Linked DNA regions of Homo sapiens: all the other regions are linked to region 1. A link is a loop called in an ENCODE intact Hi-C map of the cell type or tissue named here. Cell type or tissue: PC-3. All regions are shown on one strand. Each heading gives the region's core, and the rest is flanking DNA. Links, peaks and the distances in the headings are about the cores only. Region 1 has its middle 18 kb from the start of CENPF. Region 2 overlaps LOC124904509 (a long non-coding RNA gene). Region 3 overlaps PTPN14 (protein tyrosine phosphatase non-receptor type 14). Region 4 overlaps PTPN14 (protein tyrosine phosphatase non-receptor type 14).

The links. Peaks named below come from ENCODE experiments on the same cell type or tissue, not always from the same donor. Only the 100,000 strongest peaks of a DNase experiment are listed, where the experiment ranks them.
Region 2: it touches region 1 in a loop (4-fold over the local background); 40 of 110 quality-filtered maps call a loop at or near these places.
Region 3: it touches region 1 in a loop (10-fold over the local background); 5 of 110 quality-filtered maps call a loop at or near these places.
Region 4: a loop joins it to region 1, with 7 times the contacts of the local background. A loop is called at or near these places in 5 of 110 quality-filtered maps.

Annotation. Positions count from the first base shown.
Region 1 is chr1:214,582,002-214,588,189 of GRCh38, reverse strand. No RefSeq gene overlaps it. Among named protein-coding and RNA genes, the nearest start is that of CENPF, 18 kb to the left of the region's middle. In PC-3, for the core only: a CTCF peak has its summit at 2,839; DNase peaks (open chromatin) are centred at 2,889 and 3,839; H3K4me3 peaks cover 421 bases; H3K27ac peaks cover 2,054 bases.
Region 2 is chr1:214,258,305-214,264,492 of GRCh38, reverse strand. LOC124904509 (a long non-coding RNA gene) reads left to right here. Exons shown (of 2, transcript XR_007066876.1): 2 at 1,529-5,455. Among named protein-coding and RNA genes, the nearest start is that of SMYD2, 20 kb to the left of the region's middle. RefSeq lists a silencer at 2,827-2,876 and an enhancer at 4,586-4,655. In PC-3, for the core only: a CTCF peak has its summit at 2,813 (motif pointing left); DNase peaks (open chromatin) are centred at 2,792 and 4,752; H3K4me3 peaks cover 428 bases.
Region 3 is chr1:214,479,610-214,485,797 of GRCh38, reverse strand. The region is part of intron 1 of PTPN14 (protein tyrosine phosphatase non-receptor type 14); the gene reads left to right. It also overlaps the pseudogene AP3S1P2. Among named protein-coding and RNA genes, the nearest start is that of PTPN14, 69 kb to the left of the region's middle. RefSeq lists an enhancer at 1,509-2,217. In PC-3, for the core only: a CTCF peak has its summit at 3,682; no DNase peak of the experiment used is centred there; H3K4me3 peaks cover 1,162 bases; H3K27ac peaks cover 1,479 bases.
Region 4 is chr1:214,500,736-214,506,923 of GRCh38, reverse strand. All of the region lies in intron 1 of PTPN14 (protein tyrosine phosphatase non-receptor type 14), which reads left to right. Among named protein-coding and RNA genes, the nearest start is that of PTPN14, 48 kb to the left of the region's middle. RefSeq lists an enhancer at 943-1,920. In PC-3, for the core only: a CTCF peak has its summit at 1,684; a DNase peak (open chromatin) is centred at 3,143; H3K4me3 peaks cover 506 bases; H3K27ac peaks cover 439 bases.

The DNA of each region.
Region 1 (6,188 bases), core at 406-5,405:
AAATTGCATTGGATCCCGTCCACCTTGAAGGAAATGATACCTACTCTCTCTGCAGTAGCTGTGCCAGCACTGCCCTCTGAATGTTGACAGAATACCTGATTCACACCCGTGGGATCCTGCATAAGATTGCCTTGGACCAAGGGACCCATTTGACTGAGAAATATGTACATGATCATAAGATTCACTGGTTCTACCATCTTCTACCTATTTCTTGAAAGTAAGTGGTCTGATACTGATATGGCTTAAGTTGTGACCCCAATAAATTCATATTCTGAATTCTTCAGCTTCTGAAATCCTAACCCCAGGTACTTCAGAATGTGACCTTAATTGGAAACAGGGTAGTTGCAGATGTAATTTGTTAAGATGAGATCAGTAAGGTGAACCTTAATCCAATATGACTAAGTCATTATAAAAAGGGGACATTTTGACTGGGAACTATGCCTTACACCCATAATCCCAGCACTTTGGGAGACCAAGGTGGGAGGATTGTTTGAGGCCAGGAGTTCAAGACCAGCCTGAGCAACATAGCAAGACCCCATCACTACAAAAATTTTTAAAAAATTAGCTGGGTGTGGTGGAATGAGCCTGTAGTCCTAGCTACTTGATAGGCTGATGTGGGAGGATCACTTGAGCCCAGGAGTTCGCGGCTACAGTGAGCTATGATTGCGCCACTGCATTTCAACCTGGGTGGCAGAGTGAAATTCTATCTTTTTAAAAAATAAAAAAGAAGACATTTGGACACAGAGACACAGGGAGAACGCTGTATAAAGACTGTCATAAAGACTGTCATTACACTGTCGCAAACCAAGTGACATCAATGATTGTTGGCAAACTGCCAGAAGCTAGGAAGGAGGCATGAGACAGAATTCCCTTCCCAGCCCTCAGAAGGAACCAATTCTCCCAATACCTTCATCTCAGACTTCTGGCCTCCAGAACTGTGAGACAATAAATTCTGTTATTCTAAGCCTCCAGGTTTTTGATACTCTGTTATAGCAGCCCTAGGAAACTAATATAGTAATAAGATACCATATTGGAATGGCTTACTTGTGGCTTCACTAAAGCAGGAGTTCATCCTATAGAATGGGAAAACTATTCTTCACAGTGCACTATCAGCATTGAACTAGTGTATCAAGCTATGTCCCCAATAGCTAAAATATACAAGTCTAGAAGCTAAGAAATGGAAAAAGAATTGGCTCTTCTCACTATCACTACAAATAATCCACATGTTCTTCCCTTTCCTTCTACCTTAGGCTTTACTGGGTAAAGTGGGGAGTGGGGAACACTACTCCTAGTGACACATAAGGGTTCCACAAAACCTGATGCTGTAACTCGTCTCTTTGTTTTCCTTATGTGGGTAGACCAGCAGGAAAAGAAAAGAGTTGTAATACTGGTAAGGTTAGTCAATCCTGATTATCATGAGAAACTAGACTTGCTGGTACATAAAGGGACATGGAAGAATATGGAACTCAGGGCATCCACTGGGGTACCTCCATATGCTTTTATGTCTAGTGAAAACAGTGAGCAAGCAAATGCAGCCGTCACAGCCCAACAAAGGAAAGGCGACCCAAGGCCAGACCCTCTGGGATGAAATTCTGGGATTCCCCCATCAGGCAAATAAATTATTAATAGATCAGATAATGCTGATCAAGGATAGGGAAATCGAGAGTGGGTGGTGGATGAGACAACTGACAAATGTCATTTGGAGCTTGGGACCAGTTGTAATAGCAGGGACCACAGCTCATTCCATTAACTCTCTGTACAAAGTCTTTTTTAGATATTATGGCCACCATATAGGGACAAATAGATCTGAACAGGGTAAGAGGTGGACTAACAATTACCTTCATGTCACCTACTTGGCCCATTTCTGATTTCAGCCACAGATGTGCTAGGCAATTCTTTGTGGGCACAGACTCTTTCCAGCTCAAGTGCAAGTCACCAGTTTCTTGGTGTGTCTCTACTCCAGAGCTTTCTCAGAAGATAAAGGAGCCTGCTCAGCCAGCACACAACCATGGCCTGGAAATGTGGAGACAGTTACAGCTTCCAGGGGCAGTTCTCAACCAATGGGATCAGAAGCCAGTGAACAAATGCCCCAGTGTTCCATCTTTCACTTGGGCAATTCCGAGAGATCCAAAAGAATCAAACCCCAGGTACTTACTGCTACAAATGGTGACATTGCATCCTTATACTTTTCCTTCTTCCCTGTCTCACTCTCCCTGACCCCACCCCTCTACCATTTTGCTTCCTGGAATCATCACCCAAATAAACTATGTCCACCAAATCTATCTTAGTCTCTGCTTCTGAAAGAACCCAAAGTAAATGGAAGGTGCCATACACTTGATGTATTCTTTTTGACCAGTGAAAAATCTATCTTGGTCCTCCAAATATTGCAAAAACTTACATTATGTAGATGGAACCTCAGTGACCTTACCTGTGAAATTAAAAGTATAATCATAATGGGATTTGCCTGTCACTGGTAATTTAAGAGAGGGCTCTGGTAGATAATGATCATGCTTTCATGCTGGTTTTGCACATTTCTAGACTTCTTTTGATGATAAAACAATGAATTTAACACATTCTTTGGAGCAATAATTAATTTTCAAAGCTTGACATTAGGATATTCTGAGTCCTTTTAGAGAAGAAAGGCTTGGAAAAAACATTACATATTCAACATATTGCCATAATTTAAATAAAGTCAATTACAAATAGATAAATATTCAACATCTTGGTACATTTTAAAGAAATTGATCACAAACCATATGACTACTACTCAGTGATATGAACTGAAGCCCAAGAAAAAGGACCTTACACTTTTAAAAAGCTTTTTCTATTCCTACCACTAGGTGATTCTCTATACCTAAAAAAGTCTTTGAAAGTAACCTATTTTGTCCCACACACTCTGACTCACTGCATTTTCTGTCTTCCTCTGTCTTTTCCCTCAGTGTATCTAATGTGTTTGCTCACACTTTCTTTAGAATAACATTTGGTTGTTTAAAGTGAGAAAAAAGAAAGAAAAAAAGGCTCATAATCCTACAGCTTAAATAATCTTTCATATTAACAAAATCATACAATAACACACAATATGAAATTCCAGATATTCAAAAAAGACATAAAAGATGAGTTTGGGAAACTAGAATGAACACTGAACATCCACTAGTCTAGATCCTCATTTTACAGCTGAAGTCAGCAAGATTGAGATACAGTCAATGCTCGAACAACACAGTGGTGGGGGGAGGGAGTGGTTAAGGGTGCCAAACCCATCCTGTGCAAAACTTTTGACTCCCCAAAAACTTAACTACTAATAGCCTACTGTGGACTGGAAGCCTTACCAATAACATAGGCAGCTGATTAACACATATTTTGTATGTTATGTGTATTATATACTGTATTCATACAGTAATAAAATGAGCTAGAGAAAAAAATGTTGGCCGGGCACGGTGGCTCACACCTGTAATCCCAGCACTTTGGGAGGCTGAGGTGGGTGGATCATGAGGTCAGGAGATCAAGACCATCCTGGCCAACATGGTGAAACCCTGTCTGTACTAAAAGTACAATAATTAGTTGACAGTGGTGGCATGTGCCTGTAATCCCAGCTACTCAGGAGGCTGAGGCAGGAGAATTGCTTGAACCCAGGAGACAGAGATTGCAGTGAGCTGAGATAGCGCTACTGCACTCCAGCCTGGCGACAGAGCAAGACTCCATCTCAAAAAAAAAAAAATTGTTATTAGGAAAAGCATAAAGAAGAGAAAATACACTTATAGTACTGCACTGTATTTATCAATATCATAAGTTTACAAGATGAATCATCTGTCTGAAATGGTGGGCAACTGCAGCTGCCAACCTCAATCTACAGACTGTGCAATTCAACTTTTATATCAAGCAATTCAGCTTTTTCTTGTAATGTCATGACCTTCTCTGCTTCCTGGGAGTACTACCAGTATCACTAGCAGCACTTTGTATGGGTTCCATGGTGTTATTCAAAGTTTACAATATTACACTAAACATGATGAAAAATACACAACAAGCACGAAAGGTAACTTTTTATTGTGATATGAAATTTACTAGAGATGAACTGCTCCCGTGGAGATGAATAGCCTCACACAGCATTTTAAGTTGATACAACACTTGAGCTCAATGCAATAGCAACAGAAGGTGGTTATGAAATTATCACAGTAGTACAGTATGTACTACAGTTAATTTTATGCAGTTATGATTTAATACTGCATTTTTACATTGGTTTACATTTCTCTCGACTGAATGGTACCATGCACAGTCTGTGTTCGTAGGCGTAAGTTTTAATACATTTTAACTTTTTATAATAAATTTGGGCATATTTTATGGTAGTAAATGATAAAATAGACTAGTAGCTACATATATGTTATGCATTTGTAACATATCTTTTTCTTAATGTTTTGATATTTTTAGAATATGTGGTTTCTCTGCAAGTTTTTTCAAGCTGTCAAAAATCTCCAAAAATTTTTTCAATATGTTTATTGAAAAAAAAACCCTCATATAAATGGACCTACACCATTCAAACCCATGTTGTTCAAGGGTCAACTGTATTTCTAAAAATTAACACAAGTTAATCAGGGAAGAAAAGCAAATTTAAAAACTTTGAAAAGAGAAAACATCATCATTCTGGAATCAATTACTTCCCAGAAATTTAAAACACATTCTTATAACTCTTGCAATAGTCATTTTTACGAAGGAACTAAAATGATTTATATATTTTTAAAATCTCAGTAGCTCCTTAGGAAAAATGCTTATCTAATGCTTATTTCTTCCAAAGTGTGAAAATCAATGTATGTTACATTTTCCCTTTCTTGGTTGGAAGCTTGATCCTCAAGAAAAGTGGCTTTTACGAGCCCAAGTTTCCAAAAAGACAATGTTACAGCCAAAATAAACCTCGCGACTTGCAAGACAAGTTTGCTCAAGGAGCAAGTTTTTATCATCGTGTGACTAAGTTAAGGATCAATTTGTCTCTATCTCATTTTCAATAATAGTTTTGACCCAGGTGTTAGATTAACCATGGACTAAGGTGCATGATTCTCCTGAGCTCTATGACCACGTGTCTTCACATCTTGGAATGAAAGTGAAGGAATTCCCTAAATCAGGAATACAGCTTCAGTGCCCCTAAGAATAACATGGAAAATTTTTTTTTAATGTTTAATTTGAGGCCATACCTAGGTATTGGGGTAGATTACAGAAATCCATTTTATGAATGAAGCAGGCATCTGTGTGGTCAACAGATAACATATACATATTTCCTGGTTGACTTCTATTTTCCTGGCACCTCTCTGGTTTAACATGTGTCCCAGAGTTATTGCTGTTGTTGCTTTAACAAAAGATTATTATTATTAGCTGCGTTAAAATAAGCCAGGACTGGTTTAGTGGATAACTTTGAAATAGGACGTAGGACTCGACTCTGGAGGCAGGGCTCAGACACCTGACCTAATTGAGGACTAGTTAAAACAGGGATGGGGTGGAAACACCTTTCCATATAAGACATGCCCACCAGTGTGCCATGTCAGTTTACCATTGCCATGGCAACACCCAGAAGTTACCACCCTTTTTCTAGGAATTTCTGCGTTAATCGCCTCTTAGTTTGCATGTAAATTAAAGTGGGTATAAATTTGACTTCAGAACTGCCCTCAGCTACTACTCTCAGCACACTGCCTGTGGAGCAGCCCTGCTCTGCAGGAGCAGTCACAGAGCTGCAGGACTGCTGGAGCTGTAACTCCGCCACTTCAATACCTACCGCTGGCTTGCCCTTGAATTCCATCCTGGCTGAACCCCAATTTGGGGATCATCTGCCCTGCATCAACTTTGTACTTCCATATTGTAGCATAGTCTTCCCTAGTAGTGTGTGAGATACATGTGCCATAAACAGAGTTCAACACTTAACAAGTGGTTAAGTCTGAGCTATCAGTGATAACTTCTTTCACCTTTCTTAAACCTTTCTTAAGGCACAGGTAACTAACTCCTCCATTTTAAGGATAGCGGCATATCTCATGCTGGCTTGAAAAAACAAAGTGTGGTTGCATACGGTGACTTAGGACAACTAACTTTTCATCCCAAAGGATGTGGGAGAAATACTTGTTGCTGCTGTCCCTGGCACCCATCTGGTGTATGAGTCAGTTGTGCCTTGGCCCCAGGTGGGGCCTGCAAGATGATTAAGGCACAAGGCTGCC
Region 2 (6,188 bases), core at 554-5,553, 320 kb after region 1:
TATCCATACTTATTAACTCAATTGAATGCCTGTGGTGGGTCTCCTGGGAGCACACAGCAGCAGCCTCTTTGTATTACAACTCAGCCAGAAGCATGTATTCCCTTGTAATTAAGGCCAAGGGTGCAACCAGTGATGCGAAAGGAAGTAATTAGATGGATTATTCAGTTCCCTCAACATTTCTCAAGAGTTTGTGTGTTTGTGGTTTTGTGTTTGCTTGAAGTCCCTGTATAGCTCCCTCGGTTCTCCTTGATACTGTAGGTCCAGCCGCAGATGTTAACAATAACTAATATTGAAACAGCACTTATATGCCAGGTGCTGTTTTAGGGGCTTTAGATATATTAGAATCCATCGCTTGAAAACTGTATGAGGGCTAAGTGTTAAGCCCTAGGTTCCCAGGAGCAGACACTGAGAGGTTTAAATGCATGGGATGTATCCCTGAGGTGGTTCCAGGAGGGACCTGTAATGGATTGGGGAAGGTAAGACAGGGAAAGGAGGCTGCCAAGCAAGGCTCTGTCTCAGGCCAGGGTCCCTCAGAGGGTAGCTTCAGCCTGGTCCCATAGCATGACTCTAGGGTGCAGGCTAGGAAAGGGAAACTGGCGCTCATCCTGCTGCACAGTCATTGGTTGACAACCTCCAAGGATGGCACAGAAGGTGTATATGTGTGATCTGTGGAGGAATGTGTCAGGTGCACACCGAGAGGAGTGCAACAGAAACACCTACTTTATCTGCTACAGGTAGACACTATCGCTGCCCCACCATGTGACAGCCAGGCCACTGAGTCTTGCCCAAGATCTCAAAGCTTGTAAGTGGAAGAACTGGGATTTGAAAGCCTGCCGTTTGGTTCCAAAAGCCATGTGCTTTTAACCACTATGCTATTTTGGATAAGATCTGATCTTTACCATGTGCTATGGTATTATCAATAAATTTCTACAATTTTCTCAATGGACTATGTAACATAAACTATTTTGATTTTATTGGATTTTTAAAAACGCTGAAAGTATATCTGCGATGAAATCCATTAATACTTTGTTGAACTAAGCTTCAGATACCCAAGCCCCTAAGCCTAAGGTAAGTTCAGAGAACAGACAAAATATTAGACAATGGTATACTTTGAAAAATGTAGTACTCCCAACCCTCTCTGACAGAATGTGCCCAGTTCCTATAGAATTATGTAAAAAGTGATTCCATAAGTCTTTTTTAATGAGACATATTTATACAGAGCCTATTTTTACATTAAGATGACAGTTTAGAATGCCGCGTTGATTCTCTATATATGCATCATCCTCTTAAACCTCACCCCCACGGTTTTTTTAGTTTTGGTGTAATGCAATATCTGATTTCTGAAAGTTTTAAAAATTTCTTTGTTTTAACTTTAGAAGAGTTTGCTTTATTTTCACTAAAAGAATTCTCTTTATTTTTCTGTTCTAAAAACAGGAGTATGTATAATACTTGTCTATCGCTTTTGCTTGATAAAAAGAGGGAAGGTCTGTGCATAGCCGTGGGTGACTAATTTCGTAACCTCTTCCAGATTCTTAGATTGGCGGTGCTGGACAGCAAGTGACCAGAAGAGAAACAAGTGGTAACCCAACCTGCATGAAGAAAATTCAGTAGAACCTTGCTGGTGTAGAGAAGATGGCACAAAGAAGAGTGAGAACACTTTTATGAAAGGCTTAGGAAATGTTGAAGTTTTCCAGTTTTCTTCCTATGTGAAGGAACATAGTGAAGGGGGAAAGGCCCCTTTTTTGCACATACCTGTGGAGGGTAACGCTGTGTGGGTGCATTTAGCCCTAATCTCTGCCGTGGATCAGGATCGTTGGTTGTGGAGGAGGAAGAAGAGAGGGAAAGGCTTGAATACTTACAAAAGATTTTGAGAGCCTAAATGATGAAAGCTAGCAGTTCTACAGTGTTTACTAAGTGCAAGAAACTGTTGTAAGAGTTTTGCATATATTAACTCCTTTGATTCGATTCTAATGACCCTATGAGGTAGGTGCTATTATTATCATCTCCATTTCACAGAGAAGGAAATTGAGACACAGAGAGATTAAATAACTTGACCAAGATCACACAGCTATAATAGTCAATTGTGGAGCTGGGATTCAAGCTCTGGTGTCTGCTTTCAGATTCATACCCTTACCCATTACCCTGTACTACCCATCTGGAATGTGGAGAACGTGCTGATAACATTGCTAATAATCATCTGTCGTTTATTTCTGACTACTCTCCAATTTTTTTAAGAGACCTGTATCTAACCTTTGGTGATAACTAAACTATAGGAGAAAACTTGAGTTCTGATAGTAAGAAACATTTACAAAATGGTCTGAAAGTTGATTTGAAGTCGAAAACCCTTATATGTGTTTGTAAATTCTAGAGAAGAAGTGGCAGCCAGGCAGATGAGCTCTCTGTTCTGTGCAGAGCTGATGGTACTCCCTGCCCTGGGGAGCCGGCACTGGCAGCGATTACATCACTAAGTCACCCTCCATACTCAGCTGCTTGCTAAGAATTAAATTGCTGGCACCAGATCTGGTGAGCCTCATGTTACCATGGCTTGTTTGTGGAGAGCACATTAGTGTGATATGTTCAGTCTTCAGAAACAGTTAAACATCAGCTTTATTACCAAAAAGATAGTGTATGCTGGTATTACTCCTGGTTATTCGGTTCAGCTCCTCAAGTGAACAGTCCCACACCTATTTAGCCCATTGAGTCAAGCTGACCTCCTTTCCCGGTTACGGGTTTGTGGACAGGAGTGACAGGCGGGTTCACTTGCAAGGGAGCCAGAGAGCCGCTCGTGCCTCTGCTGCCCTCTAGAGGCGTGTCAGGCCAAGGCCGCTCATCTCTGAGCCTTGCCGGCGGATTGCACCACCAGTCCACCTTTTGTCTCCCTTTTGAATCTCCACTGAACACCATTTGTCAAAAGGGTTGAGGCAAAACCACTCTGAGCTTCCAAAACAATAATAAGACTTAATTAGAATTCCAAGCTAAGCCATTGAGAGTTGCTGTTTATATTGGGGAAGATGTAACACTTCAGTCCTGTGTTTTTCAGCCCCTACATCTCAACCATCAAAGGGAAATGAGTCAAGGTTGTTTTAAAACTATAAATAGAGCTAACACTTACAAAGCAATTGCCACATGCCAGGTACTATTCTAAGCGCCTCGCATATGATGACCTATTTAATGAGGTGGGTGGTATGAGCATCTCTATCTTATAAATAGGGGAACTGAGGCAAGGGACTGTAAGTATTTCTCACAGTTCATGGGTGGTGGAACTGGCTTTGAAGCCCGGTAGTTCTGGCTCCATGAACTTGGCTTATAATCACTTTACTGTACGGCCTCTTTTATAGCTATCGAGGCATGCATTGCAAGTCCAATTTTTAGGTAAAGGTTTTGTTAAAAATCTTTAACCTTAATCTTGTAATGAGGAAACAATTGGCCCAGACCCTTTAAAAATGTCAATGACGTAATAAATAAAGAAGGAGAAGGAGGAGGAGGAAGGGGAGAAGTATTTTAGAGCTATGACAACTAAATATAATTCATTGTCCATGGTTAGACCCTGGATATAAAGAGACAAAACTACAAACAATATTATTGGGAAATTAGGAAAATATGAATATGGGCTATATTTTGGATAATCATATTAATGTTGCATTTCTTGAGTATGACCTCTTATTGCTGTTATATAGCAGTATGTCCTTGTTCTTAAGTGATACTTGAACTATTTAGGGGTAAAATATCATGATATCAGCAAATTACTATCAGACAATTCAGGAAAAAAATATACCTGAGAAAGAAAGAGAAAGCAAATGTGGCAAAATGTAAAATAATTAGGAAACTAGGTAAAGGGTATATGGTGTTCATTATGCTATTTTTAAAACTTTTTTCTAGGTTTGACATTTTTAGCATAAAAAGTAGAGGCAAAATAATTACTTATTTCAGAATAAGAGGTAGCCATGGCTACACCCAAGGTATCTGCCTGGACACCACAAGTGGTACAAATAAGCAAAGTGTGTTAGTTGGGAATCCACAGGCAAGCTTTGAAATCTGTAGACATATGTTATATGAAAGTGTATGAGATATTACATCTTATTTATTCATGTTTTTCCATTAGTACTAGGAATTACATGCATCATTATGTATTTTCAAAAAAGATCAAGTTTCCATCCAATAGAAAATAAATAGTGCAAATTACAAAGTCTTGTATGAAACTAAATAAGGTCTAATTGTAGTCTTGGGATTATTCTGTTTTTATCATCAACAAATAAGGCATTTGTAGGAGAGTGCCTGCCCTATTTATTCAGCACTGTGTTCCAGGTACTGATTTAGTGCTGGGGATACACCAGTGAGCAAACCAAGATCTCTGAACTCATGGTGCTCGCCTTCTGATGGGACAGAGAGACAAATATTATAGCTCAGTAAACTGCAGAGAATGTTAGAAAGTGATTATTGCCAAAGAAAAGTAGAAAAATAGAGCAGCATAGTGGGAAATTGGGACAGGCAGTTGCAGAGAAGAGGGTTTCAGTTTTAAAGAGGATCCCCAGGGTAGGTTTCATCAAATATGACCTCATGGCACCTGGAAGGAAAGTAGAAGAGAACAGAGAAGAACAACCCTAAGGTGACAGCATGCCCAGAGTATGGCTAGAGCTGAGTGAGCAAGGGGGAAAGAGGAGAAGGATATGAAGTCAGAGAGGAAATAGAGGATGAGTTCACAAAGGTCACCATGAAGGCTTTGGTTTTCATGCTGAGTAAAATAGGAAGCCACTGGATGATTTTGAGCAGAGGAGTGAGGTGATCTGACTTAACACTTAAAAGGATCAATCTCGTAGGGGGACAAAGGTGGAAGCAACATCTCCCGTTAGGAGCCTATTGCAACAATCCAAGCAAGAGAGGAGAGTGACTCAGCACAGGCTGGTAGAATTGGTGGTGGAGAGATGTGATCAGATTCTGGATATTTTGTTGGTAGAGCCAACAGGAAGGATTTGCTGATAAATTAGATGTGATGTTTGAGAGAAAAAGACAAGGGTGACTCAATATTTTTGTCCAGAGCAACTGGAAAAATGAAGCTGTCATTCCCACAGATAGGGAAGACTAGGTAGAGCAGATTTTGAGGGAGAAGATTAAGAGTTCAGTTTTGGACATGCTGAGTTACAGCTGTCTATCAGACATCCAGATGGAGATGTCATAAAGGTAGTTGGATATAGAAGTTTTGAGATTGTAGAGAGGTCAGGGCTAGAGATTTAAAACTGGTCACAATTGGTGTATTGATGGTATTCATAGCCGTGAGCCTGGATAGGATGACCAAGACAGTGAGTGTGGATAGAGAAGAGAAGAGTATTAAGGAATGTGCCCTTGAATTCTTCTCTTTTATTGTTTATTTATACTTGTTATGTTTCTCATTTTGTTTGGAAAATTATTACGCTGTGTAAAATAAAAAGGAGAGTTGACAATTATTTAAATTACTGAAGATAGTCAATCAAATAATTAAATTTGCAAAGTATATTAATTTTCCTTAATTACCTGCTCTGATTTTCTACAAATGTCTGTATTATTCAGATACTATGACATCTACATTTTGAGCTGTTAGTGTTATTTAATCAATAACATACTCATCTTTAGGACAGTAATGTTCAAAAATGCTTTCAAGCAATTCTCTTGGTGGAGGAATAGTCTGCATCTGTGTTTATTTTCTTAAATTAAGTGTGCTTTGTTGGAATATGAGAATTCTTTCCTCTTTTTCTGATGGTTATGACTTGACAGTCCTCATTTTGGTGATATAGTAAATGGCTTTTAAAGGTTATGCCTAAGCATAGCTACTATCAGCAAGGACAGAGAGGAAAGGAAATGCTGTCTCTGGGGGGTTGGGCGGAATACACACACACACACACACACACACACACACACACACACATATATTTGTTATTTTCATAAAATAAAAATAACTGTTGAAAATGAGGAGTTTACTCAACTGCAAATAAGTCCCTGTGGTGAATGTATTAGTAAGTTTTGAATTTTAGTCTCAGACCCGTTTTAACACTCTTATAACTGGGTAACTGTTATAGCTGGTTAACTGAATAACTGGTTAACTAAATGTAGGCAAGCTCCAGAACATATTTTCCCACCACAATACACTGTATAATGGTAGTAGACAAGCTAGATAATACAGACATATGATGAGATTTATCAGTAGAGGAAAAACC
Region 3 (6,188 bases), core at 570-5,569, 100 kb after region 1:
GCTGAGATCGCGCCACTGCACTCTGGCCTGGGCGACAGAGCGAGACTCCGTCTCAAAAAAAAAAAAAGAAATATAAAAGACTAGATGTCTTCAGCCCTGTGGTGGTTCCTCTTCATGCATTTAGGCGCAGTACAGAAACTCTCCATGTCTGTGGTTACATTCGCCTCTGTATTACTCAGTGGTTGGAGGTGAGGAGTTGGAAGTCTAGGTCAGTTGTACTTTGAATTTACCTGTAGGTCCACTTCTGCCAGCTCAGAGTCCATTAGCTCTTCCATATTCATCTGTTCTCAGCAATTACAGGAAGGAGAATTTCATACCACTTGTCTAATGAGGACTTGATCCCGGTGGTTATCACAGATTTCCCAAAATTGAATGAAATGCTCCTCTTGTTCCCCTTTCTGAAAGAATTCCAAAGCTTCCTTCAATGCAGTCAAGGGGATCCTTCCTTCCGCTAGAAGCATTCCTCTGTTTTGAGTCTAGAATGCTTCACGGTGCTTTTTGTCTTGTGGCAGCTTCCTGGGAGAGATACGAGGCTCACTTATAAGTGCTCAGAATAAAAATACGAAACACAGTAAGTGCTCAATAATGTTAGCTAGGATGGTGGTGGTGGTGGGTGATAAATGATTTAATCTCATTTATGCTCCATCTTCTCCTCCACTGTCCTTCCAGGATAATTAGCAGCACTAATAATCTGGTTAGACTCAGCTCAATGCTTTCTATTCGATATGAATAAGTGATTATTGTTTACTGCTAAGACAAGTGTGGTGTTGAGATGGCATTTTCTTTGTTGAACACATTTTTGTTTTTCCTTGAGAAAATGCCTAACCTTTTCATTCTCTTGGTTTTCCTTGAACATCTAAGTCTTCCCACACACCTCCAACTGCTTTGTGAAACAAACGCCTCTTGTATAACTTTCCACATTGTCCAACCTTTTCAGATAATCTCAGCACCTCGCACTTTTGCTTCCCCTGAAGACATCCCTCTTGGAGACCTTTAATGACCTTCTGTTCCCATCTGCATGGAGAGGAATAAAGACATTCAAACAAGTCTCCTATTTTCAAGTCCTTCCCTACCCATAACCTACCCATTTCCCTCGCAAAACAAAACACCTGGTACCTTGTGTCTCTAAAGTTAAGTGTACAGACAGCAAGTTTAGCTTTCTCTGCCAGGTTTTTACCTTCTGTATTTATATGTTGTGTTGGGGGGGTTTCTGAAACCCCCTTGTTTCATCAAACATGGAACTCTTTGCATCTGTATCTTGTTTTCTCAATGATTTGAAGCGATTTTTCAGTTGGGGAAAAAATGGGAACACCTGCATTTTACCACTTTAACTCAGCCATCTCCTAACTTCTAATTCCAAATTCATGTTTATTTATTATTTTTTAAAGAGATAGGGTCTCACTCTGTCACCTAGGCTTAGTGCAGTAATGCAATCATAGGATCATGGCTCATTGCAGCCTTGATCTCCCAGATACAAGCTATTCTCTTGCCCCAGCTTCCTGAGGAGCTAGGACCACAGGTGTGTGCTGCCATGCCTGGCTAATTTTTTAATTTTTTATAGAGACTAGGTGATACTGTGTTGATCAGGCTGGTCTTGAACTCCTGGGCTCAAGAGATCCTCATGCCTTGGCTTCCTGAAGTGCTGGGATTACAGGCATGAGCCACCACATCCAACACCAAATTCCTAATGATTGACTGGATTAAAATAACCATGCCAGGCAAGGAACTAAATACACCTATATTTTCTAGACCCATTCTACGATTTCTTTTTCCTTTTGTCCTATTCTTTATTATTGGATACAAATGATAACATGCTTATCTTTTGGAGATGAAAGGGTCTTTCTCTGGTGAGAACTCTTTTCTTTCAAATGCAGATTTTATGGGAAAATCCAACTGGCCTGCTCTGTGTTTTCTGTTAAATAAGCCCATCTCTATGAGTTAGGTGGTAAAGGTAATTTGTTTCATTTTAGTGCTATAACTTAAGAAGACAAGGAGAATTTAGAGTTAAGGGAGAACCACTGAGATAATTAAAAGGTGAAGAAATAATACCTAAAAAGAAAAAGTAAGAAAGGTAGGATTATTTATATCGGAGTATATGAGGGAGTGAGTGTCATAATGAGAGTTAAATATATAAAGGTGCAGTGTAGAGAAGATGGCACCCAGTTGCCCTTTTAAAATGAAAGACTTCAAGAGGAAATAGATTAAATTAGCAGTAGAGTCTGTAAATAGCATAACAGAGTATAAAAATAGCAGTAGAGTAAGTATATTTTACAAAGAAGAAACTTCAAGACAGTGAAAGTTGTTAACTGGAGGCGGGTGGGGAAGGGTCGCAGGCAAGATTACTAGGCGAGGCTTGTGCGCCCGCTCCCGCCCTGGCCACCAGTGCCCACCCGGTCGGCCTGGCACAGCCATGATCAAGGCGATCCTAATCTTCAACAACCACGGGAAGCCGCGGCTCTCCAAGTTCTACCGCCCCTACAGTGAAGATACACAACAGCAAATCATCAGGGAGACTTTCCATTTGGTATCTAAGAGAGATGAAAATGTTTGTAATTTCCTAGAAGGGGGATTATTAATTGGAGGATCTGACAACAAACTGATTTATAGACATTACACAACGTTATATTTTGTCTTCTGTGTAGATTCTTCAGAAAGTGAACTTGGCATTTTAGATGTCATTCAAGTATTTGTGGAAACATTAGACAAATGTTTTGAAAATGTCTGTGAACTGGATTTGATTTTCCATGTAGACAAGGTTCACAGTATTCTTGCAGAAATAGTATGGGGGGAATGGTATTGGAGACAAACATGAATGAGATTGTTACACAAATTGATGCACAAAGTAAGCTGGAAAAATCTGAGGGTGGCTTAGTGGGAGCTCCAGCCTGTGCTGTATCAGCTGTAAAGAATATGAATCTTCCTGAGATCCCAAGAAATATTAACATTGGTGACATCAGTATAAAAGTGCCAAACCTGTCCTCTTTTAAATAAAAATGTAAAAAGGCCACTCCCAGGTAAAATCCAGGGGGAAGAGTCATCTAAGTTTACCATGCAGTTGTTTACCAAAAATAGAGGAGGAGAGTCTTAACTTTTGCTCTTGGATTTAAGTCAAGGTACTATATAGAAGTTGTGTAAAATCAGTATGAAAGTTCAACGTTGCTTTTCTTGCTCAGTGATTTTAAAGAAATTGAGTAGTTTCTATGTGATTTTTTTTTTTTCTTTTCTAAACTGCATTCGGGTGCCCATCTACGGCATGCCTCTATGTATTGGCTACTACAGTGTTTTAAAAAGTGTTTCAGATATTTCTTTAATTATGTGCAACCTAAAATGTTGGTGTTTTGTATGGATCACAAGTGCAGCATTCCTTAATTCCTTCTGCTATTTGTCACACAATTGTTATTTAAAGAACCAAGTATGTATTGCATGAAAACATTATGACTTTTTTCTCTTAGTTTAAATAAACTCCAAGGTAACTGGACTTCTAAAGCACCTTTCTGTTTGCCTGATATCTACTTTAGCAATAATTTTTTTTACAACCCTCTGACTCAACAAAGTAAATAAAAGTATATTTTATCACTAAAAAAAAAAAAAGTTGTTACTGGAATGAGCTATCAAGGGATGGTCACCTTGAATAATTTTTATTTGATAGTGTTTAGCATCACCTACAGGTTCTAATTTAGCTAATAAATGACTAAGCACCATTACTTTTTTTGTGTGTCCAAATCAGTTCATTTTGTCTTGAGTGTCTTGAGAGTATCCATGCACAGGTAATAGCAAGAAGTCTTCATTCTTGCCTTTTTTTTTTTTTTTGGAGACAGACTCTCGCTCTGTCACCCAGGCTGGAGTGCAGTGGCGTGATCTGGGCTCGCTGCAAGCTCTGCCTCCTGGGTTCACGCCATTCTCCTGCCTCAGCCTCCCAAGTAGCTGGGACTACAGGTGCCCGCCACCATGCCCAGCTAATTTTTTTTGTATTTTTAGTAGAGATGGGGTTTCACTGTGTTAGCCAGGATGATCTTGATCTCCTGACCTCATGATCCACCTGCCTCGGCCTCCCAAAGTGTTGGAATTACAGGCGTGAGCCACCGCGCCTAGCTCATTCTTGCCTATTTTAATGTCTGTATTGGAATCCTTGTTTACCAATCTTACTTCAGAGCAGCAGTACTCTTGAGAAAACTGATGACTTCATAAGGCTCCAGTGTCTGTGTAAATGAGACAGTTTTCAAAAATCATATGTAATAGATAACTAGAATATTTTAATTTCTATTCTTTTTTTTTTTTTTTTTTTTGAGCGGGAGTTTCGCGCTTGTTTCCCAGGCTGGAGTGCAATGGTGCCATCTTGGCTCACAGCAACCTTGGCCTCCCAGGTTCGAGCAATTCTCCTGCCTCAGCCTCCCAAGTAGCTGGGACTACAGGCGCATGCCACCACGCCCAGCTAAATTTTTTTTGTATTTTTAGTAGAGATGGGGTTTCACCATGTTGGCCATGGTGGTCTCGAACTCCTGACCTCAGATGATCTGCCCACCTTGGCCTCCCAAAGTGCTGGGGATTATAGGCGTGAGCCACTGCGCCCGGCAGTTTTTATTCTTGTGCTGCATTTGTTTGACCCTGCAGTTGCTTCTGTTTCAAATGTTGCATTTATGTGAAATAAAGTGAGATTGGATATAATCTTTACACAAAAAAATCTTACTTGAAGTTCTTATTTTCTCTTTGAGCCATTATGTACCCTTGTCATCTCCTTTTCTCCTTTTTTACTTGACACGTTTTGTAGATTATCCTGAGCCCTAGAACAGTGTGTGGATGGTTGCAAATTTTCATCTGCTGCTTGTTTCTTTCTCGCCCTTGCCTCTGTGTGGGCTCTTCTCTTCCCAGCCGCCCAGCATATCTGCTGCTCTATTCATATCCTTACCTATCACTTCATACGACTTGGTAGGCAGAGAGGGTGCCTTTTCTTGTTCTTTGGGGAATATTGAGATCAATATTATGTGCTGTGGGAATAATGGTTTTTGAGAAAATGATATATAAATATAAGGGAGTACAGTCATTTGATGTTTGGGCCAAGTAATGTTTCTGTAGTTAACACTTGGTGGGGGGCAACAGTATTACATTTTTCAAAAGCTATCCTTAGATCTGCTTCCGAGGTTGAGGTGCTGTGACATGGCACTGTAGCTATTGAGAGATAGGATTGTTGATATTTTTGATGGTTGATCATACCCAGGGCCATGCCTAAGATTCACAGTTCACCTATTTGTTACAGACTGGATTTTGGGAGGCTTTCTGCTTCTTAGACTTCCTGTCACATGAAGACATTGAGACTTTGAGGTATCCCTTTTGGGATCAATATTCTCCTTTACTAAAGCTTTTCTGCCATCTTGAGGAATCATGCTTAAGGTAACCCAGTAAGAGAAAAAAGCTATAGCAAGAACTTGGTTCTTTTGACTCCAAGCGTGGGTCTTTTCTTTTTATGGAAGTGGTTAAGAAAACATATTGTTTCAGTCATCTTATAAGTGAAGAAATGGAAATCATAGTCATTTGTGATAGCCTCTGCATTTAACAGTTATTTGGGAAGCAATTTAGGAGTATGCAATAAGAGACTTCTAAAAATATGTAGTTTTTGACTCAATAACAGTCTTGAAGAATCTATTCCAATGAAAGAATCAGAAGTATAGGGAACTCTTTTTGAAAAATAGCAAAAAATTAGAACCAACCTAAGTTGTCAACAATAGCAAATGGTTAAATAAATGGTGATCCATACACTGGAATATTATGCAACAGTTTAAAATTGTTTTTGAAAAAATTTTAATAGCATGAGAAAATAATACATAGTAATCATAAATAATGAAAGATATCAAATAAGATGGTACAATCTCAGTTACACAATAAATTAAACATAATTAAAATGATGAAATAAAATATGCAAACATTTTAATATTGGTCCTCTGTGGGTGGTGACGTGGGTGATTTTTTTCTTTTAGTTTTCTGTCATTTCCAATATTCTTATAATGAATTATAATCAGAAAATATTAAAGGTTATTAAAATATTTAGGTAAAATAGAAAACGACTGAGCTTTCTAACCCTAATAATTCAAAAGAATAAATTTCAGGACATAAGCTGTTTTAATAAGTCTTTTTTTGTTTGTTTTTTTTGGATAATAAAGACAGGGTCGGGTACGGTGGCTGACGCCTGTAAT
Region 4 (6,188 bases), core at 624-5,623, 81 kb after region 1:
GAAAAAAAAAAAAACCCGCGCTCTTGTTAGCAGATGTTAGTGTGTTATGCTGCACATGCCACCGAGACATTCTTGTTTATGAGGACCAGTCATCTGGACTGGAAAAAGATTTTTGAAAGAAAATAAAGGGAGCAAAGAAAAATTCGAGGTCTCCCTCCCCTCACAGGGGCTGTTTTGTGCTGGGTGCAGCGTCAGTTATGTGATGGCTGACTCCAGGGAGAGAGCCACCTGTATCCCTGGTTAATGAGCATTGGCCACCTGGCAGAACCCCACTACCACGAAGATACAGTTTCACTTTTACCGTTTGTCACATCCAATTAAAGGTTTTGGCATTCTTGCCTACTTAAAAAACATTCTGTAAACATTAGAAATAGTTTTTATATTTATTTATTTATTTATTTTCTTCTTTTAGACACAGGATCTCTATCTTCCAGGTTGGAGTGCAGTGGCACCATCACAACTTACTGCAGCCCTGAACTCTGCAACTCAGGTGGTCCTTCCGTCTCAGCCTCGGGAGTAGCTGGAATTATAGGCACATGCCACCAACACCCAGCTCATTTAAAAAATTTTAAAAAAAAAAATTTAAGAGACGGGGCCTCCTGTGTTGCCCAATCTGGTCTCGAATTCCTGACCTCGAGCAATCCTCCCACTGTGGCCTCCCATAGCATTGAGGTTACAGGGTGTGAGCCACCGTGCCTGGCCAGTTTTTATATTTAGGAAAAAAGCTAGCGGAAATTGGCTCTTCCCAGTTCTGAGAAGTTTTTCGATTAATGCTATTGATGATTCCTAACTTGTTATCAGTCTTAGTTTCCTTTCCTTAGTAATCGAAGGAATTGTCCTTGGCTTCCCTTCTTCATAGTAATCTCACTGCTGCCTAAGCAGTGGATGCATGGTTACGTGGCCAGTGTCTCTCTGTCTCTGTGTCTGGGCTTAGGTTTACCCTGAGAGAGTTCATTGTAAATCTGTGCTGAACTGACTATTCGCTCTGAGTTGGAATATTTTCTGCTTATTACAAACTCGATTTTTTTGAGACAAAGTCTAACTCTGTTGTCCAGGCAGGAGTCCAGTGGCACAATCATAACTTACTGCAGCCTCAAACTCCCAGACTCAAGTGATCCTCCTGCCTCAGCCTCCCCAGTAGCTGGGACTACAGACACATGCCACCACCTCGGCTAATTTTAAAAAGTTTTGGGAGAGGTGACGTCTTGCTGTGTTGCCTAGGCATGTCTCAAATTTCTGAATTCAAGCAATCCTCCAGCTTTGGCCTCTCAAAGTTTTGGGGTTACAGGCGTGAGACACTGCACCCAGCTGCAAACTATTAAGAAAAAGTAATGAAAGGCTGAGCTCTTTTCTTTGTAGCTAAGCCTCTTGAGAAAGTTCTGAGGCTGCTGCATCTCCCATTCCGTCCTCAGCTCCTTACATCGCAGCTGGCAGCTCCACCACTGTGTGGGCACTGACCACCCCACCCCCCCGAAGGGACCAGCCATCTCCTGTTGGCCATGGTGAATGTTTTTCAGTCCTTATCTGACCTCCCTTTGGAATTGGACATTGACCAGATCCTTCTCCTTGAAGCGTTACCATCTCGGGTAGTCCCCTGCTCGAGATGTTTCTCCTGCTTCCCTGGGTGTTCCCTTTCACTGTTTGTTGAAGGTTCTCCTCCTGCTGGTCACCCATTGAATGTAGGTGTCAGGTGTCATCTAGCATTGGATCCCATGTCCTCCTGTCACACTTTTTTTTTTTTCCCTGGCGGGTATTCACAGCTGGGTTTGTTCACATGACCGCCACAATGAACTCATATTTAACTCAGACCTCTCGTTGGGGGCCCCCAAATTTCAACTGCTTGTCAGGATCTTTCCATGAGACTGGCCACAAGTATCTTAAACAGAGAATTCTTAGACAGAATTCATCTACTTTTTCCTTAAACCTATCTTTTCTCCTATATTCCCTACCTTGGTGAGGGTGTCACCTCTGATGAAGTTAAACACACTGGGGGTTTGGATCAACCTAAACTCATTTTCCTTCACCCTCTTTATGCAGTAAGTACCAAGTCTTTCCTGTTACTCTAAGGTAGTTCCTTTTTCCTAGTCCAAGCCAGTCCTACTTGTCTGCAGATTCAGTATGTTACCTTACCTCCTGCAGGAAAATTCCCCAGCATTCTGTACCCAGCCCTTATCCTGGGATTGGTCTCCCCTCGATTAAGCTCATTCAGGCTGGTGCCTTGCCTCATTCACCATCATTTCCCCAGGGCCTAGCAGGGTGGTGCCTTGGAAATAATTTAATTTGGTGGAAGTGTCTTAGTACGATTTCATGGCTAATGGGTGTGCTACTCTTGTCATTCAGAGATGGGGCTGGGACATCACCTCTGTGGACATTGTGGTCCTAAGAGCCCCGTTCCTGGGTGCCTGCCATTTGCTTGCGTCAAGTTGGACATGACAGCTACGGGAAAATGATTGAGGGCAGAAGGCAGTTTTGGTGCGACAGGAAGAGCACAGGCTTCCAGGGCTTTGCTGTAAGATCAGGAGAGAATAATGCATCAGAAGTACCTGATGCTGAGTCTGTTCTCAGGAATGGTGTGTTTGAGGCAGCTGCCCATTGCCCGGTGCTTGCCATGTGCTTGGATGCAACCATGGCTAAAAGGTTTCCTATCTGGCTATGTGGTGATTGACTGTGGGTCGCCTTCCTATGGTATTTCTGACTCCTCGAGTGTAATATAAAGGTCTTCGCAGAGGTAGGGCTAACGGAGAGGCAGCGGCAGTTGTTCAATGTTCTATAATGTAAATTGAAAGATTTTTCTTTAGTTTTAAGCTGAGTTTTCCACATTCTCATTACTAGTTGGGGAGGAATGGGAAAGTGGTGACATTATTCGCAGCATTCCTATGACCATTCTCTGGTTCTACAGAAGAGGTGTGTTTGAGGAAGGCACCCAAGTTTCCTGACTATTTCTCACACTTCTCCATCACAAGAAAGCCCTATGTACAAAATGATGAGAGTCCCAAGAAGCATCATTTGCTCTAGGCTTGTCCTTACTGTGGAAGCTCAGAGACTCACCTTTGATCTAAAATAAATAAACAAAAAGCCATAAGGCAAACCTTATTGAAGTAGGTGATGTCGGGTGTGTTTGCTGCTGAACGCATACAAACACTTTATATGCAGATAAAATAAAATGACTCACAACATTGCTGACATTAGTGTGTGTTCTTCCTGCAGCTAAGTACATCATAGGATTTTACCGAATTACACCGACTAATTGTTTATTGACCAACATCACACTAGTGGGATCACAAGACCACATATGACAGTGCTGCACTTTGCTTTGAGAGAGGAAAGGGAAGAATGAACCTGAGGAGAGCTGACTGAAATGTAATAATTCTGTACCGAGATTTGAAGTGAAAATAGAATGCCAATTTTGAGTTTTCTGTTTCTTAAACTCTATTTTAAATGTTTATTTTGTCTTACAAATGTACGTCTACATATTAGACATAAAAATGGAAGCGAGGCAGCTGCCGTTAAATTCTGGCTTCAGTCTCTTCTAAGATTCAGTCCTTCTGATTACTGAGCTGTGTCAAAGATGCCATATCTAAAAAAGAAGTCAACGTCTTTCCTACTTCATCTTCAATACTCACATATACTTAGGACAGATTATCTCTTACATGTCATTAGATATTAGTTTTGAAGATTTAATGAGTTCCTGTAAAGTACTTAGAATAGTGCCTTTCATAATAAATACTGTATAGTGTTTGCCATTTTATTATTGTTATTGCTTATTTTTAACAAAAATTGTATTTAAATTTGCTTGTAGTGACATGTTTCTCCAAGTGTATGCTAGTATAATTTTCACAGTGTGAATTTAAAACTCTGAATCTCTCATTTAATTGGATCTTATCCTTTTGGTTGGAATTTCCTTTAGAGATACTTTGTCAACTTTTGTAGAGTTAGGCTGGTAATATATATTTTCAATAATCAATACTAATAGGTTTTTAAAATGACAGATTTGAGCAACTTTTCACTTAATTTTTCTAAGATCTTCTGCAAAAACTGAGGGAAGCCTGAATACATCCTATGCAAATAATTGACATAAGGATAACACAGTTTCATTTATGTTTTCCCTATTTTTTTCTGTGATATTGTTATTTTTAACATTATTGCGCTATATTTTATTATGGAACACTTTTTTACACAACTAAATCACTCTGTCTTTATTTTGATCATTTGTTCCAAGTCTTCAACATTTTTTCGTAACGTTTAAATGCTAAAACTGTTTAGTTGGCCTCGCACAGTGGCTCCTGCCTGTAATCCCAGCACTTTGGGAGGCTGAGGTGGGAGGGTTACTTGATACCGGGAGTATGAGACCAGCCTGGGCAACATAGTGAGATCCTGTCTCTAAAAATAAATAAATAAAAAATAAGTTGAATGAATATTACAAATATTTTTCAAGACCTGCTGTGTGTTGCACACTATTTGCATATGTTTTTCTTGTTTACCACTCTGAGCTGTATTGTATTATAGGACAATGAAGCTATTTTGCATATAGGAAAACAGGTTTATAAAATGCACATCATTGTTTGGCTAGTAAAGAACAGAGTTGGGTTGAACACAGATCTCTCTCTGTTAATCTCAGGCTCTTAATTATCATGGTAAAACTTTTTCAAAATGACCCTACCGCCATCAGTAGGATGGTGGAATAGGGGGTCCAGCCCTCTTCCCCCCTTAGAAGCACCTATTTAACAACCCTCCAGGGATGAAAAATCTTTATGAGAGCTCCCAAATTCAGTTCTATGCATTAAATATATGCAACTTTTTGTATGTCAATCACACCTTATAAAGTGGTTTGAAAAATAACCTTTTTTTTTTTTTTTTTTTTTTTTGAGACAGAGCCTTGCACCGTCGCCCAGGCTGGAGGGCAGTGGCACAGTCTCGGCTCACTGCAAGCTCCGCCTCCTGAGTTCATGCCATTCTCCTGCTTCAGCCTCCCCAGTAGCTGGGACTACAGGCGCCCACCACCATGCCTGGCTAATTTTTTGTATTTTTTATAGAGACGGGGTTTCACCGTGTTAGCCAGGATGGTCTGGATCTCCTGAACTTGTGATCCGCCGGCCTTGGCCTCCCAAAGTGCTGGGATTACAGGCGTGAGCCACTGCACCTGGCCTAAAAAATAACTTTTGAAGTTATGTGCCATGAAAAATGGATTTAACTTGGTTTTTCTCTATACTACGCCTGGTGATCCCAATTCATTTCCTTAATTAGTGTTTATTGAGCCACTAAATATTGTTTATTATTCCAGGCCCAGTGTTAGGTGGGAGTTCAACAGGAAAAAGAGAGGCATAGGGTTACCTCTGAAGGAATTTATAGCCTAATTGTTCATAGAATACTTACTCTGTTTTGGGCTGGGCGTGGTCATTCATGCCTGTAATCCCAGCACTTTGGGAGGCTGAGGAGGGTGGATCACTTGAGGTCAGGAGTTCAAGACCAGCCTGCCCAACATCACGAAGCCCCGTCTCTACTAAAAAATACAAAAAATTAGCAGGGTGTGGTGGTGGGCACCTGTAGTCCCAGCCACTCGGGAGGCTGAGGCAGGAGAATCACTTGAACCTGGGAGGCGGAGGTTGCACTGAGTTGAGAGTGCCACTGGACTGCAGTCTGGGCGAAAAGAGCGAAACTCCGTCTCCAAAAAAAAAGAATACTTACTCTGTTTTCATGGATTAAGTTTTCTGTGTTTAACCAGCTCTCACATGGCTTAATAACAGTCACACTGTAACATTATTAAAATATGAAAAGACGAATTTGGCATTTTACCCAGCTCCATGAGACGAATTGCGCTATTTATCACATTATTCCTTGAACTTTGGTGTTGCCTTAAAATTGTACAGCCTATCAATGAAGAATACATTTTTATCTTTGCTATATTTAGTTTTCTCAAGCTGCTCTTGGGCATGGTGAATCTTTTCATTGTTAGTGTTTTACATAGTTTCTAGCAGTAATGAATAATTACGAAGGACCAGATGTTTTTAAACCTTTCCTCTAATGCTCACAGCCATCCTTCCAAGCTAATCTGCCTTTTCTTCATGTTAATGATGAGGGACCTGAGGCTCCACATGCCCCACAGATGTTGTCATTCCAGGGTAGTCAGGGCAGTCATTTGCTGGCTTCAGATTTCTTTCAATAATTTTTTTTTTCTTTTTTAATGAAGA